2 separate regions of the Mus musculus genome follow, and region 2 is linked to region 1. The links are chromatin loops, found by intact Hi-C in ENCODE. Cell type or tissue: heart. All regions are shown on one strand.

Evidence for each region. A loop is a pair of places that touch in the nucleus more often than their neighbours do. Peaks named below come from ENCODE experiments on the same cell type or tissue, not always from the same donor. Only the 100,000 strongest peaks of a DNase experiment are listed, where the experiment ranks them.
Region 2: it touches region 1 in a loop (6-fold over the local background); 9 of 42 quality-filtered maps call a loop at or near these places.

The regions. Positions count from the first base shown.
Region 1 is chr11:58,924,616-58,932,615 of GRCm38, forward strand. It overlaps Btnl10 (butyrophilin-like 10), which reads left to right. Exons shown (of 6, transcript NM_001363414.1): 6 at 1-1,993. Rnf187 (ring finger protein 187) reads right to left here. Exons shown (of 4, transcript NM_022423.2): 4 at 7,673-8,000. Among named protein-coding and RNA genes, the nearest start is that of Rnf187, 10 kb to the right of the region's middle. In heart, CTCF peaks have their summits at 3,507 (motif pointing right) and 7,159; DNase peaks (open chromatin) are centred at 3,826 and 4,636; H3K4me3 peaks cover 618 bases; H3K27ac peaks cover 885 bases; H3K27me3 peaks cover 223 bases.
Region 2 is chr11:59,293,644-59,301,643 of GRCm38, forward strand. No RefSeq gene overlaps it. Among named protein-coding and RNA genes, the nearest start is that of Wnt3a, 6.9 kb to the left of the region's middle. In heart, CTCF peaks have their summits at 192 (motif pointing left), 4,505 (motif pointing left) and 6,723 (motif pointing right); no DNase peak of the experiment used is centred here; H3K27me3 peaks cover 7,047 bases.

The sequences.
Region 1 (8,000 bases):
CTCCCTTCTCACTCTCTCTCCATCTTGTTCATCTCTCACTCGTTCACTTCCTCTCTTTCCTCTCTCTCCTTCCCACCTTCTCTTTCCTTCTGTTAAATGATTTTATTATTTTGCATTATGTAGATGTGTGTGTGTGTGTGTGTGTGTGTGTGTGTGTGTGTGTGTGTGTGTGTGTGTGTCTGCGCACACAGGTGCGGTGCCCACAGAGGCCAGAGGATAGCATCCGATCCCCTGGAACTGGAGTTAGAGAGTTTATGCGTTGACAGAGGGTGCTGGGAACAAAACTCCATTCTTTTGCAACAGCAGCCAGGGCTCTTAATCATAGAACCATCTCTCCAGTCCCTCTCCCTTCCCTTGTTTCTTTTCTTCCTCCTCCAATCTATTTCTACCTAAATCCCTTTCTTTCACTCACGGTGACAGACTAGTTCAAGTCACACAAAAGCAAAGATCCCAAGATTCCTAAGACTTTGGTCAGAGTTCAGTGAGGACAGAAACCACATCCATATTGAAAGAGAAAACAGATGAGAAGTGGGTTTTAATGGACACTTGAGAACACAAGTGCTGGACCCAGCTCTCGGCTCCCTGAGAATCTTCCATTCCAAGACTGCGGCAGCAGAAGAGCCCAGGGAGTGGGGTGCTGCTCCGTGGTGCCTGTTCCATAGGGACTGAGAAAAACGCTCTATCTAGTGCTGTGAAGCTGGTGGCCCCAAGAGAAACAGAGTCTCACCATCCTGCAGACCCAACATTCCCTCTTGCTGTTTGTTGCAAGTTCAAGCAGGGATTGTTGGTGTGATTGATCTGGTTGGTGATCAGGACCCCCACTCCAAGGGGCCTGGGGCTTTTAGGTTAAGAGCTCTGGCCTAAAAGCCACTAGTGACTCTTCCCTCTAAATTCTGGAGACCAGAAATCTGAACTGAAGTCAGATTGTCAGGGTTGGCTTCTCCTGAAAGCATGGGAAAACCAGGCCTCCCTTCCAGTGTCTGGAGGAGTCCTCTTAGCTGGCAGTCACATCACTGCAAATGCTGGCCCTGTGGTCATATGGCCAGCTCTTCTCTGGTTCTCCTTAAACATTTTCTCTTAGCAATCCAACTCAGAGCCCGCGTTAACGCCAGCTGGCTCCATTCAGAGGTTTGTAACTTGACTGCTCTGTAAGGACCCTTTCCTCCAAATGATCCTGGTCACAGATGCGAGAGGTCCTGACTCCCACATATTTGGGGGAACACTGAACCTACCCTAGTGGGTTGGAGTTGAAGGTCCCTGGCTGAGTGGTGGGCACCCCTTTTGCATCAAAATGCCTCCTCAGAATGAGCAGATCGTTGTCCATAGGGACTGTAGTAGCCTATACATGCTTGCAAGAGAAAGGTCCTCAGACACAGACAAAGGTCACCTAGTGTTTTGGGTTCCCAGTCAAGAGCAGTTATGGTTAGTCAGTGGATTAGCAAGGAAATGTCACAAGCACAGGCAGCCCCTGGGCTGGGCTTTGGAGAGAGGCTGGCATTTATATAGAAAGAAATGGGAGAAGAGATGAGACCCAATAAAAGACACACACACACACACACACACACACACACACACACACACACACACACACACATACACACACACTGTCCCCCACCCCACCTCATCCCCTGCATGTTACAGTTTTTCAACCTTGGAGTAATAAAGTTTTAACTTTTTTTCCTTCTTTATCATTGTGATACTTATATGTAACAAATTGGCCAGATAGAAAATGTGTAGATCAGAGAACCACCTGCCTCCACCTCTTGAGCTCTGAGACTAAAGACGTGGGCCACCACTGCCTAGCTAGAGAATTTTTTGGGGGGGTTGGTTGTTTTAAGATTTATGTATTGTATGTACACAAGTGTTTTGTCTGCACGCATGCCTGTACACCAGGAGGTGACACATGCATAATCTAAAAAGGAGGGCGGATCTCTGAGGTCGATGCCAGCCTGGTCTACAGAGTGAGTTTGAGGACAGGCAGGGCTACACAGGGAAACAAACAAAAAAATGAAACTTTATGTCTGCCTGTCTCTCTCTCTCTCTCTCTCTCTCTCTCTCTCTCTCTCTCTCTCTCTCTCTCTCTCTCGTGTGTGTGTGTGTGTGTGTGTGTGTGTGTGTGTGTGTGTGTGTGTGTGTACCTGTGGAGGCCAGAACAGGACACTGGATTCCTTGCAGCCGTAGTTAAGGTATCTGTGAGCGGAGCTCACACAGGGAACATTGGTCAGAGTGTACAGTCACATGGCAGCATCATCAAAAGTTCAGAGTCTTTCTCTGTAAAAGTTCCCTAGGACTTGTTGGAATTTGATCCCTGTCTAGGGTTCCACTCTAGGTAGGCACTGACCCTGTAGAGTTTGTGTTTGTTTTGATTTTCCCTTTTTCCTTGATGGACTTATTTTGAAGTCAGTCCTTTTAAATTGTGGAGTATTACTGATACCACAATGTGGAGAACTTTCATTTTCTCCTGTTCTACGTGATATATCCCTGCAGTGACCCTTTTTTCCCTGTTCTGGAATTTAAAATAAACTTTTAAAAATTTTTCTGTGTTAATTTCCTGTTTTCATAATAAAATGCCTGTAGCTGGGAGACATGAATCTTTCTTAGCTCACGTTTTTGGGGAGCTCATAGGAAGACAATCACTGTGTGTGTGTGTGTGTGTGGCTGTTCTGCCTGCATGTATGCTTGTGTACCATGTGCATGCAGTGTTCTCAGAGTCTAGAAGAGAGCCTAGATCTCCTGGAGCTGAATACAGAATATATACAGAATATTATGAGTCTCCCAGGTGAGTGCCACAAACCAAACCCTGGTCCTCTGGAAGAGAAGCCAGTGCTCTTGACTACTGAGCCATGCCCTCAGTGCATAGCTATGATCCACATTTATTAGTAAAATAATCGACCAAAAATATTCTCAAAAATAATGACCACCTTTAGGTGAAGGTGAAAACCAGCTGGCTGTAAATACGGGGAGTGCTTGCTTCCACCTCTCTCACAATTTTCCTGAAATTTTGCAAATAGATAGAAATGGGCTAAAAACTCAAATACAAAGTATTTAGTATTAATATTAGTACTAGTATGCATAGCAAAGTGCCCACCACGCTGTATTTTTTATCCTAATGTGGATGTAATGAAATAGCAATAGAGATACTGCAGTACAAATTTTCTCCAAGGAGAGCACCAGATCAAAACGGTGTTGAGCCACGCACTTGCGGGGACTAGTTCCTTTGCTCTTTGGCGGAAGCTGGATGGTTAACATACAATTCAATCAGGAAACCGACGCCTGCTGGTTTGTTTGGTTTTTTGTTTGGTTTGTTTACTTAATTTGAGATAGGATCTCACTTTGTAGACTTGGCTGACCTATCCTAAATGCTGGGGTCAAAGCCGGGGACAGTGTCTCCCAACTGAATCGTCAAGACAACCTGTGTAGAGTCCAAGATCTGGCTGAAGAGCCCCCAGACCTTTGTTTTGGGACAAACCCGGCTTTCTAATGTGCCGCGCGGTACTACCTCGGCCAGGCCACCAGGGGGAGACTGCCTATTCTCTTCCAGGTCAGGAGTCCTTTAAGGCTTTTCCATTAAGCTATCCAGGGACTCTGGTTATCTCTGAAGAGCCTTTGGTAGTCACTGAAGGGCCCCCGAGGGTAGACAAAGCCTCAGTAGCTGGTGGCCTTCTGGGTATCCTTGCACTGCTGAGAGCTGGATTAGACTGTCTTGCGCTGTGATCAGCCACACAGCTCACAGACCTCCGTGCAGGAAGTGGTTGGAAGCGCAGACAGCTGCGACACCCGAGTCACCAGAGCCCTAAACCTGAAGAGAAACTGAAAGGAAGGGGCGAGAGATCCAGGAAGGAAACAAGCTGACCACCAGAAATGAATGACCAGCTTACAGCACAACCCTGACTCTCTTAAATGGCCACACCCTCAGACACTAAAGATGGTCCACAACCTAAAGGCTTTCATTGGATGCTCTGTGGAGACTTGTCCAATCACAAGAGCCCAGGAAGTCACCTCATTTGCATATTACAGAATTCCATAAGCTTGACTTCTGCTATTTTTATTTCAAGGCACTGCTCCCTCAGAAATCCTTGTTTCTCCTGGCTGATGACAGATGATCTTTCTTCTTTGCCAGAACACAGAGCTGTCCACAAGGAGGTGGTGCCTCACCCTCATGACACCTACTAATGCGATTTAGGAGTGCATATTCCAGCCTCACAGGGCAGAGTGTGTAGACCCATGTTTAGGAAATAGAGCAGGCCTTTGGAAAGGATGGAAGGCATGACCCTTTATGATTAAGCATGGTGTTGACCTCGAGTCTCTAATCAGAGACCATCATACACTACACCCGTGGAACCTCTTCCTGTAAGCAGTAAATGGAGACTGACTCTCCCTCCCTACCCTTCCCCCTCCCCCCTCCCCCCAACCCCTCTCAGAATCCAGGGCAGCACAGCCCGAGGTTTGCTCATGTCCTTTAGGATTGCCGGTGGGAGCTATGCTTTGCCTGCACCAACTCCTCCAGCTAGCTCTTCTTGGCTCTGAGAATCCAAGAACTGCAGAACCAGGACAAGCTGGCCTCTAACTTGCCCCATCCTTTTTACTGACCCACCTGACCCAGCAGCGAGTTGAGCACAGGTCACCAGATACCTGGTTAGTAAGGTAGTCCGCTCAGCAGGTCTGGTATAGGAGGGGGCCTGGGCAAGTTATGGGATGAGGGGTTTGACAGAAGGCTGGGTGCATTGACCAGCCTGCAGAGCTGTTCAGTCTGAGGCCAGGGGACAGAATTCAGAAAACCCTAGTCATCAGAATACAACCCTTACATTTATGAAAGGAACCACAGGGACTCAGAAGCTGCCCGTCAAAAGAAAGAAAGAAAAAAAAAAATACTTGTCCTGTCCCGCCCCAAAATAAAATCTTGCTAAAACCAGACTATATGTTTTGTGAGTTCAGTCCTGGCAGGCTTGCGTGCTGTATCAATGGCAGGGCTGCATCGGTGGCTGCTCTCCTTCTAAAATCTTATCAGTCCTTAGCCTTGTTTGTCTCCTAAAAATTCCTTAACAGCACATTCCTTTTCATGACAGTTTAACAGAGAATCTTTGTTTCAACTCAGTTATCCATCTCCAAATTAAAATTCTCATATGGAAATAAAGCACCTCAGGTGGGCAGCCAGAGCCACAGACCTTGTGGACGCCTCCCTTTCCTGGGAATTTTAGCAGACTTCTGGTTAGCTGGGAGCCTTTGCTGGAGAAAACTAGGTGGGTGTGTGAAGTGGCCTTTGAACTGACCTGCCTGGAGACAGCTGTAGCCAGCTCCCTTAACCACGAGGTGACTGGGGTGAAGCCAGAGCCACATCCAGTTTTCACTAAGGAAGAAATGCCATAGGCTACACCCCGAGTCTCTCAATAAGTCCCAAAGGGGAGTTAAGAATTTCACCCACAGTCTGCAGGGGAGGTGCTGCCAGAGAGCCTCTGGATCATCAAGGCCCGACTAAATGACTTGCATGTTAGAATACAGTCAGCATGCTCATAGGTTCCACCTCTATAGATTCAGTTAGAGACCAAAAATAACGGGGGGGGGGGGGGAACAACCAACTAACCCAAACAACCCCCTCATCTAGAATGTATTTTATACTGTTGACCTCATCATTTTCCTCAAACCTAGTATACAAAATTTGTAATATAAAACTAGTCCATAGTGCTAATTATATTAGACATTAGAAGCAACCTAGAGGATTTGTCAAGCACCAGATGTCTGTCCATGGGTTATAGACAAGGACCTGTGCACATAAGGACTTTGGTACCAGAGTACTAGGACCAGCTGGCAATGCGCAGGAACTGAGTACCTGCAGTTCTTTATCCAGCAGCTAGCTGTATTGGCCTGTTATCTAGCACGCACACTTGTAAGTTTCCCACGAACTGTTCCCAACATGGCAGCACTGTTGCAGGAAACCCAAGCAAGGTCAGACTGAAATATGCCTTAAAACCTAGCTCTTTTCATTTTTTTTTGTCCCCCAGCAAAATCAACAAACAAAACCAAAAACACTTGCTGTTTCTCCCCCATAGTCTTTAAACACATGACCACAACCCTGCCTCAGCATGCTGGTCTCAGCATCCTGGCTTCAGCCATGCCCAGCTCTCCCAACCTTTTCTAACCTTACAGCCTAGTGATTGTTTTTGTTTTGTTTTGTTTTGTTTTGATATAGGTTTTCACTATGCCGCCTTGGCTGACCTAAACCTTGCTGTGTAGACCAGGCTGCCCTCAAACTTTTGAGATGTGCCTGCCTATGGATTAAAGGCATACACCACCATGCTCAACTGTCTTTTCAAAGTTTGGAATACTCAAATCCCAATCTTCTCCACTTCCCACCCCACCAGCCCTTTGGGGTCCATTGATGCTGACATGGTCTCTCACCATATCCATCCTGCATCTTATGTGCAGACAAGAGATACTTATCACATCAATATAGCCCACCACCAAATTGTACTTCATGTGTAGACAGTGTCAAAAGGATGGATACATCTGTCTAGACCATTTGTACACATCACTTTTACTTACAGTATCCTGAACCAATCATGAAGTCCAGCTCATCTCTCCTGTCTCATGAGTTCCGTCTTCTCTCCACATGACCTTTCTTTCACCTCCTAGCAAAGGAACCCTGTTGGCCTATCTTATAATGGTGTGGAGTAAAGTAAGCACTACCCTGAGGACCTGGAGTGATGTCTTGGGTCACTGTGCCTCTAAGTTTGCCAGGCTCAGAGAGCTGACATTCACCCAGCAATGAAGGGGAGGAGCGGAGCATGTCATCTTGGGGAGTGTGCCTTTAGGTTTCTGCTGTCATCGTGAAATCCCTCCTCCAAATGCTAGCAGTAGGAAGGTGAGATCTTAAGAAATGACTGGGTAAAAAGGGTAGAGCTTCATGGGGGTTGAACGGTGACTGAGGAAGTGTCCTGTGTAGCAGCCATTTAGGGTGCTGTTGACAGCATGTGTGAACTGCAGGCTACTAACTGGCAACAGAGCTGTGGTGTGAACTTGAGGCACTTTACACATCCAGTCTGCTGAGTCCCGGGTCCGTGTTCATTGGGGGTGGAGGTGTTTACTCAGACATGGCCATAAGGTTTCTGGGCCAATCTAAGCTCTGAGGGACAAACCTATTGCTTGTTTCTGAGCTACCACCAGGTGGCCTAGACCTTCTCCACACCTGCTAGTCTATCAGTTTAATGTTCATTCTGGTCCCCAACAGAGACCACGTTCTGTCACTGAGGAGCACACTACTCAGGGCTGCTCTCGCTGCCTGCCATCTGCATGACTCAAGGATCAAGGATGCTACAGCCTGGGCACCCAGTCACCCTGGGTATGAATGTGACCAGTCTGTTACCTTCCACCCTGGGTGCATCTGCGCAGCTGGCCAGCCCTCTGCAGACCCTGTCTGGTGGGCTAAGCCAGAGTCCTCTCACCACGATGTCTCCTCTTGGTCCTTCTATCCATCCATGGATCCTGCTTCCCAGATGCAATGCCCACAGCCAACGCTGGGTTTGGGATGACACACACCCACACCCACACCCCATCCTGGAATATCTTAGTGACAGTCTCCTTATCTTGCTTTCAAAGGTATCAAAGTCCTTGGAACCTGGTCAGGGAAGGGGGAAGCAGCTGTGTAGACAAAGACTAGGAGGTATGGAAACAGAGAGGCTGGAGCAAACCACTTTATTCAGCACTGAAAACCCAGCCCACCTGCGAGTCAAGTTGAGGCCGGTCACTACATCCAAGGCTGGGGCCTTCTGGGGACAGAACATTGTTACCCGAAACCTAAATACATCTATGTCTTTGGCCCCTGACCTGTGTCTGTCCACTCTGCCGGGTTTTGTTTCTTGGACTAGTTATCTACACACACGATGCTGCAGGCAACCACACTACCGCTACGTCACAAGTTTTGTGAAATTCACCTATTGGAGAAAATATGAGGTGAGCAAAAGCCAAAACTACAGCGAAGTGAAGCACCCGGCGGCCTGGGGATG
Region 2 (8,000 bases), 370 kb after region 1:
TAGGAGTTGTGTGTCATCTCTCCCACCTGTTTCTCTCTTGCCCTCTAACTTGCAGCCTGGCTTTGGAGGACTGTGCAGTGCACAGCACACCTACATTTTGGCTCCTACTGGGAACACATGCATTGCCCGTGGACTCCTCCTTGTCTGGAGATCAGGTTGCTTCCAGGAGCGCCCTCTGCTGTCCCCTAAGGGCTGTCCCTTGTCAGTCAATGTGCCTCCAAACCGTGTCTATAGGGGGAGAGCATCTGCACCCTTGTCACAAGGGTAAGCACCTGGTGAATACGTGGTGGATGTGGTGGATGCCCACAGGTGAGACCAAGGCTCTTTAACCCCATGCCTTCTCTCAGCACATCTGAGACAGCTGAACTAGGATGGGGCAGAGACATGGGTGGGGCCTCTGAGCCAGTATTGCAAATGGTTTGTGGTGACTGAGAGTGTTTGAGGTTTCTCTGTGGAAACCACTTTGGAGCTGGAACTCAAGGAACTGTGGTTTTGATGAGAAAAGGCATCGCTATGTATGAGTGGTCCTGGAGGAAAGTCATTTTCGTCCCAAATAAGGGATCAGTGAGCAGCCAGGGTGCGATTCCATGGCAGAAGAGGCAGCCCTTTCCATCCCTACCCTGCAGCTTGTCAAGTGCTCGCTTCTTTCCTTCCAGGAACATCTCTGGCTGACCCTGTGGGGTCCTTCGCAGGACCTTTTCACAGAGGAATGGGTCCCTCTGAGCTCAAAGACTGAAAAATTGCAGTTTTCTCTGTATCCAGGTTAAAAGAAATACTTACTGGCTTTGGGTATGAATAAATTAGATCCAGAGCCGGGTGTGGTGGCACACGCCTTTAATCCCAGCACTCGGGAGGCAGAGGCAGGCGGATCTCTGAGTTCGAGGCCATCCTGGTCTACAAAGTGAGTTCCAGGACAGCCAGGGCTATACAGAGAAACCCTGTCTCAAAAAACCAAAAAAAGAAAAAAGAAAAAGAAATTATATCCAAACAATATTCAGAAATTACCTTTAAAAAATCCACGTAGATGGAATGACATGCATACTGACTCACATGCACACTAAATGTGTGTGTGTGTGTGTGTGTGTGTGTGTGTGTGTGTAGTACTGGAGACCAAACTCAGGGATTTGCATGCAAGCCATCTGACACAAAGCCACACCCACAGCCAACATATGCTTTTTTAATTTTATTACTTTAAAATTGTTTATGTATATGAATGTTTCCCTGAATGTATGTATGTATGGGTTTCACATTTGTGTCTGGTACCCAAGGAGGTTAGAAGTGGGTATCAGATTCCCTGGAACTGGAGTTACACATGGTTGTAAACCACCATGTGGGTGCTGAGAACAGAACCCATGCCCTATGCAAGAGCAGCAAGTGCTCTTAACCACTGAGTCATCTTTTGAACCTCTTTTTTTTTATGTGTATGGGAATTTTGTCTGTGTGTATATATGTATGTGTACCATGTGCATGCAGTATCTGTTGAAGCCAGAAAGAGAGTGTCAGATTCTCTGGAACTGGAGTTACAAACAGTTGTTAGCCACAATGTCAATAATGGGAATTGAACCTAGGTCCTTTGGAAGGGCAGCCAGTGCTTTTAATCTCTGAGCTATCTCTCTCTCTCTGTACCCACACCTTCTTGTTTTATTTATTTATTTATTTATTTATTTATTTATTTATTTATTTATTTATTTTTATTTTGGTCTTTTTGAGACAGGGTTTCTCTGTATCGCCCTGGCTGTCCTGGAACTCACTTTGTAGACCAGGCTGGCCTTGAACTCAGAAATCTGCCTACCTTTGCCTCCCGAGTGCTGGAATTAAAGGCATGCACCACCACGCCCGGCTTCTTGTTTTATTATTTTATGTGTATGGGTATTCTGTTTGTGTATATGTCTGTGCACCATATGAAGGATGCTGAAGGAAGCCAGAGGGTATCAGATCTCCTGGAACTGGAATTACAAATGGTTTCCAGGCGCCCTGTAAGTGCTGAGAACAGAGCCCAATCCTCAAGAAGCACTTCCATTGCTCTTAACCATGAGCATTTCTCCAGTCACACATGCTACTTTAAGTTCGTTTATTATTGTCCTTTGAGATAGGGTGTCTTTATGTAATTCTGGAACCTGTTGGGTAGACTGGATGGCCTCTAACTTGAAGATATCTGCCTATCTCTGCCTCCTGAATTCTAGGATTTAAGACATGTACCACTGAACCTGGCTAATTTCTTCAACACCTGTAGTTTCCCACAGACCAAAACCAGTATCTACAGACAGATATGTGCACCATCTTTGCTTTTAATGGTAGGAACAGCCTCCAAGCCCAGCCTCACAAGATCTGTGAGAGGCCTTTACAACCATCTGCACTAAAATGAAGCATACTTGTATCTAACAGTCTCCTCAGACAGCAGGGGACATTCTCCACCACACTTGGAGCTTTCTGGCGAGGTGCACCCTGGGATGCCTTGGCACACACTATTGAGAAAGACAACACAAATGTAAGCAAGTGGGACTGTGCCCTAGGTGGTTGTGTGGGGCTGACAGGAAGGAAAGAAGTGATTCAGCCACATCTGCTCCTGGGGCTGTCCTTGAAGAGTGAACTTCCTTGACCTTGACCTCTGGTCTCCTACTTGGTCCTACCCTCCTCCTTAGTCACTTAGCAGTTGTCTCTGTTAGACACAGCTGTCTGTGTAGATTGTTCCGTCCTGTTGATGGTGTGTTCCTTTCTTCATAGCCGGTGAGCTTCCTGCTCATCTGGGACTGCTTTTCCTCTTGCACCTTCATCCCACAACTGTGTTTCTCCCCCCACCCCCCGCCCCCCACAACTTCTCCAGAACCAACAACATTACCACATCCACAGCTGTGCCTCTGGCCATCATTGATATGGAGTGCCTTTGCAGGGCCTTTGCAAGCAAGGCTTCCAACTCAAGATGATCCAGCTCTGAGAGTCACCTCATTTTGCCTTCTGTGCAAGGATGCTTGTATGGTCTATGTTTAGTCTATATTCCATCCCAGCACGCATTGTGGTTGCTCCCAGCCTATGCAGGGCTTTATTCAGACTGGACCCTTGCTTTCTGTCTGGCCTTGTGCTGGGCAGGTCCAGCCCTAGCAGCTGGTCCATTTGTGGTTCTGTGTACACCCGCTGTCTGGATGTCTGCTTCCTCAACTGCACCCCTTGCTTCAGCATCTTGTCTTGCTGACTTTTCTTGGTCTGTATCTGTTATCAGATTGTTTATTTCTTACCTTGGGTCCACCCTCTTTCCTCCCTCCCTCTCTTCCTTCCTTGCCTGCTTCCTTCCTTCCATTCTTTCTTGTTATTTGAGATAGCAGCAAGGTCCTGTAACCAAGGTTCGTCTTGACGGAGCTCTGGATGACTTGATCCTGATGCCTTCGCATCTGCGTGCCTTATTTTCTTAGCTTATAGTAATGCTTATGGTCACCCCCTCCCTCAGCCTTTATCCAAAGTTTTACTTTCTGTGGTTTCAGTTCCCCACAGTCACCAAAAGTCCAGAAACTCTGTGGAGGGAAATTCCAGAAATACACAATTCATGAATTTTAAATGTCCCTACATTATGTGTAGGGTGGTGAAATCTGACTCTGTCTCATATAGAATGGGCATCATCCCGTTATTACCCCCAACATACCCACACTGTGGACTCTGCCCTCTCCTTAAGTCTCTGTTCTGAGAGCGACTGTGCCTCCATTTAAGTGACCCTCTCTTTACTCAAGAGCTCCAAAGAGTGGTGACCCTGGAATTCAAATATGTCTTAGAGAAGCTAGAAACTGTTTCCTTTAATTAAAATGGTAAAGGTCTGTAATAAAGAAAGAAAAACTGGAAGTATACTGGGCTTGTCAAGGGCTACATAAAACTGAGTTGTCTGTCCTCAGAGCTGAGAGGAAGGAAAGAATTCTGTCTATTCTGCGCTTGGTTGTTTAGCTCCTAGAATGCCCAGTTTATAAATTCAATGTCACCACAGGTATGTGAGGGGAAATTAATATATGTAGGACTTTGTGGTTGTTACTGGTTTCGTGCATTTGTGTGAGTTTTTTGTTTTTTCCTCCAGAAGTGTTGTGAGATGCCTTTGCTTGGACCTTCTGTGCAGATGTGTGGCATCATGGAGAGAGATGGGTGCAGGACCCCAGCCTCCGGCTTGCCTGTGGAGCCAGCATCACATCCCTTGTCGTGGATGGGATGAGCACACACTGGAGAACCAGTGGTGAGATCCGAGGACCCAAGCAGCTGGTTAGATAGAGCCCTGAACTCTGGAATCCTATGATTCTCAAACCAAAGGGGGCACCTCAGAATAATAAGAAAATGGAATTCGGAGATTTAGAAAGAAATCACAATGCCGAGGCTCTCTGGAGCCCTAGACTTGTGTCACCGCGGGTCAGAATCTATAGATTCATGTTTGGCGTTCTGATTCCCAGGCTTTTTAGCAGGAAGTTTAAGGCTTGAGACCATTTCAGCCTTTCTTAGTGACAGAGTTCTGCTTTTCAGTCAATACTGCCACCCTGTGGAGATGCTCAGGGCGGAGTAGCTTAGAAAGGACTCGGTGTTCCTTTGCAAGTGAAGCAGGATTCCTGTAGTTGTGGATTTTGTGGTGTCTCCTCTCAGAAATCTCCACAGTTCCATGGCCCAAGTCAGGCTTTGGCTTGTGTGGATGGTGCATCTCATGACAGTGGAGACTGTCACTCCTCCCTGCTGTGTGCCAAGCTCTGTGTGGACCAGGCAGGTTACTCCCCTTGGGAGATGGAGGTGTCACCATCCTTGACGTTTATGTCAGCGGACATTCCTGTCCTAACCTAGCTATGACTGTGCAAACAGAATGGAGCCAATCTGCTGAAGAGGCATCAGCAGGCTCATGCTCACCACAGCACCATTTACAGCGGCCAAGAAACAAAACCCAAGTGGCCGCCAACAGAGGGATGGATAAATGAAGCGTGGCTTGCTCTACTTTTATTTGTCGGCCATGAAAATGGGTGTCTCTTGTGATAGGAATTTATTTGATTAGAGGATGGGATACAGAGCAATTAAGCCAGGCACAGAAAGACAAACAGATGTTCTACTCCATATTGGAGAGCTAAAAATGTTTATCTTAAAGGGGAAGTATGTTTACAACCATGGGAAAAATCTCCCTTCCACTTGGGGTTCTTCTAGCCTCACCATTGATGGGCCAGGCCTGCCTGGGGAGGGGACAGAGGGATCACTGGAACCTGAGGGAGAGGTTTTCCCAGGCAGGTTGATTATGTAGACTCTTTCCCTAGGGAACAAGTGTGTGGGGTGAGGGGCAGACAGTGGAGAGGAAAAGTCACTGACCAATGGACTTATCCATGGATTACCATCTTTCTTGGTTGAGGGAGGCTAAGGTGTCATGACCTTACTCCTCCATTTTCAGCCTGTAGATGAATCATTCAAGGGCAGGGGAGAAAGCTGGATACACCTTTAGGATGTGAGCTCAGCTTTGAGACCTTTCTGTTTCCACAGCCTTGGAAGTTGGGGGCCCAGCTTGTTTTGCCCAGATCAAAAACTAAGTTGTGGACCTCACCTGGCCAAGATAAGCTTGGTTGGGGGCAGGTGTAAGCAACATCTGCAGGGGAAGTGTAGTCTCTTGCTGCAGTGGGGCAGGCACTTGGCTAACCCTGACTCTGTCATCAGGAATATTTCCAGCCCAGAGTTAAAACCAGGGAAAAGATAATGACATGGGGCCGGGGGAGACAAAAAAAAATTTCATATCTGCTGAAGGTAGAACAGCGCTGTGAGATAGAGACATCCAAAGCACCTTACCCTTAGTGCTTGCTGTTTGCATGTTACATCCCAGAAAAGCTCCACTCTGGTCTTCCCATGTAGCCCCTGCTCTACCCACTACAGTGTGGTCTGAACTTGAGCCCTTGGCACCTTCAGACGTTTCAATCCATCTCCTCACCCCGTCTCATTCCTCTGCAACTCTGCTTCTCATTGGGGTGGGTTATACCTCTCCTGCCTTCCCTTGCCTCTTGAACTAATTAGCTTGTCTTCCTATAGAGAATATCAAAGGTTTACTTAGAAGCAGTTTGGGAGGCTCAAAGTCTAGCGTTGGGCAACTAAGCTGGACTCTGGAGAGGGAAGCTGAAATTATGATGGGAACCCGAATAGGCAGGAGAGATCTGTTGGAAAGCAGGAAGCCAAAGAGAATGAGGGATTTAAAAAAACAAAAACAAACAAAAAACCAAAACAACAACAACAACAACAAAACAACAATGCACTTGGACGAGGACTGTAAGCAACTCTACCACTTTAAGTACCGGCGAACCAGTCACCTTCCACTTGATCTCACTTTTTTTTTTTTTTTCCCCTTGAAGTAAGGTCTCACTATACAGCCCTGCAGTCCTGGAACTCACTGTGTAGAGCAGGCTTGATTTGCCTTCTGGGTGCTGAATTAAAGGTTGTGCCACCAGGAAAGGCGAAACAACAGCATATCTTTGAGACAGGCTCTCATTCTGTAGCCCAGGCTGCCCTTGAATTGGCAATCCTCCGGCTCCAATCTCCTGAGAACTGTGATTATAAGAATGTTTCACCATACCCAGCTGATACTTATTGATTTCTCATTTAACGTCATTGTTGTTAGAAAAGGCACATGTTCTATGCTGGGATTTCAGGAGTTAACCCCCAAGCCTGCGTTAGATAGCCCTTCTTTCTTTTTTCATTTATTTTTATATTTTATATGGCTACGCACCACTTTTGTGCAGTGCCTGCAGAGGCCAGAAGAGGGCATTGGCTCTTCTAGTACTGGAGTTAAAGACAGTTGGGAGCTGCCATCCTATGAGCACAAACTGGGTTCTGTACAAGAGCAACAAGTGTTCCTTAACTGCTGAGCCAACTCTCCAGCTCTTGGGCATCATTTCTTAATGGTCTCCAATACCACTACCTAGAAGGCCAAGATCTCAACACATAAACCTGGGGGATATACTCACCCCAAATTCAATTCAGCTCTTCTCCCAAGGGCTTCAAAGACTCCTTCTGGACCTCCTCAGAGAAGACAAAATAACCAGAGAGAGCCTGAGAGAGACCAGGCAGCAAGGCATCTGCTGTGCAGGAAGGACCAAAGGTCTCATCCACACAAAAGCCAGGCAGTGCAGATTACTAATCCCATTGCTGGGGAGACACGGGAGACAGGGACGGGAGACAGGGACGGGCAGACCCTTAGGAGGAGGTACAGGGATGCATGGTTGAGCTGGAGAGTTAGTCAGCTGTAAAGAGTGCCTTTTGCATTTGTAAAGAGCACAGGGCTGGGTTCTTAGCACCCACCTGGCAGGTTACAAGCTGTCTGTAACTCCAGTTCCAGGGCATCTGATGCCCTCCTCTGTCCTCCAAGGACATCAAATACACATGCGTAAGCAAAACACTTATACATGTAAAATCAAAATAAATAATTTTTAAACAAAGATATCTTTATTTATATGAGTACACTGTAGCTGTCTTCAGACACACCAAAAGAGGGCATTGGATGCACATTACAGATGATTGTGAGCCACCATGTGGTTGTTGGGAATTGAACTCAGGACCTCTGGAAGAGCAGACGGTGCTCTTAACCACTGAGCCATCTCTCCAGCCCATAACATGAAAGAGAGAGACAGAGAGAGAGACCTGAGGGTGACCTTTGGCTTCATCTTCTACAACAGCCAAATGGCCAGATCAGCCCTAGCAATCAACAGATGTCTCTCTCTTTCCTTCAGACACGGAAGGTCAACTGTATGAAACAGTGGAAAGTTTAAAAACAAAACAAAACAAAACACAAAACAAAAACTATTGATAAATGTAGCAACATCTTTGAGGGCCAATGGGGCTTCAGGCTGGAAGAGCAGCCATGGAAGGTGTGTACACACTACTTAGGCAGAACCTGTAGTCAGAAACTCTCTGGATGGGGCTGGAGAGGTGCCTCCATGGTTAAGAGCACTGGCTGCTCTTCCAAGGGTCATGAGTTCAATTCCCAGCAACCACATGGTGGCTCACAACCATCTATAATGGGATTT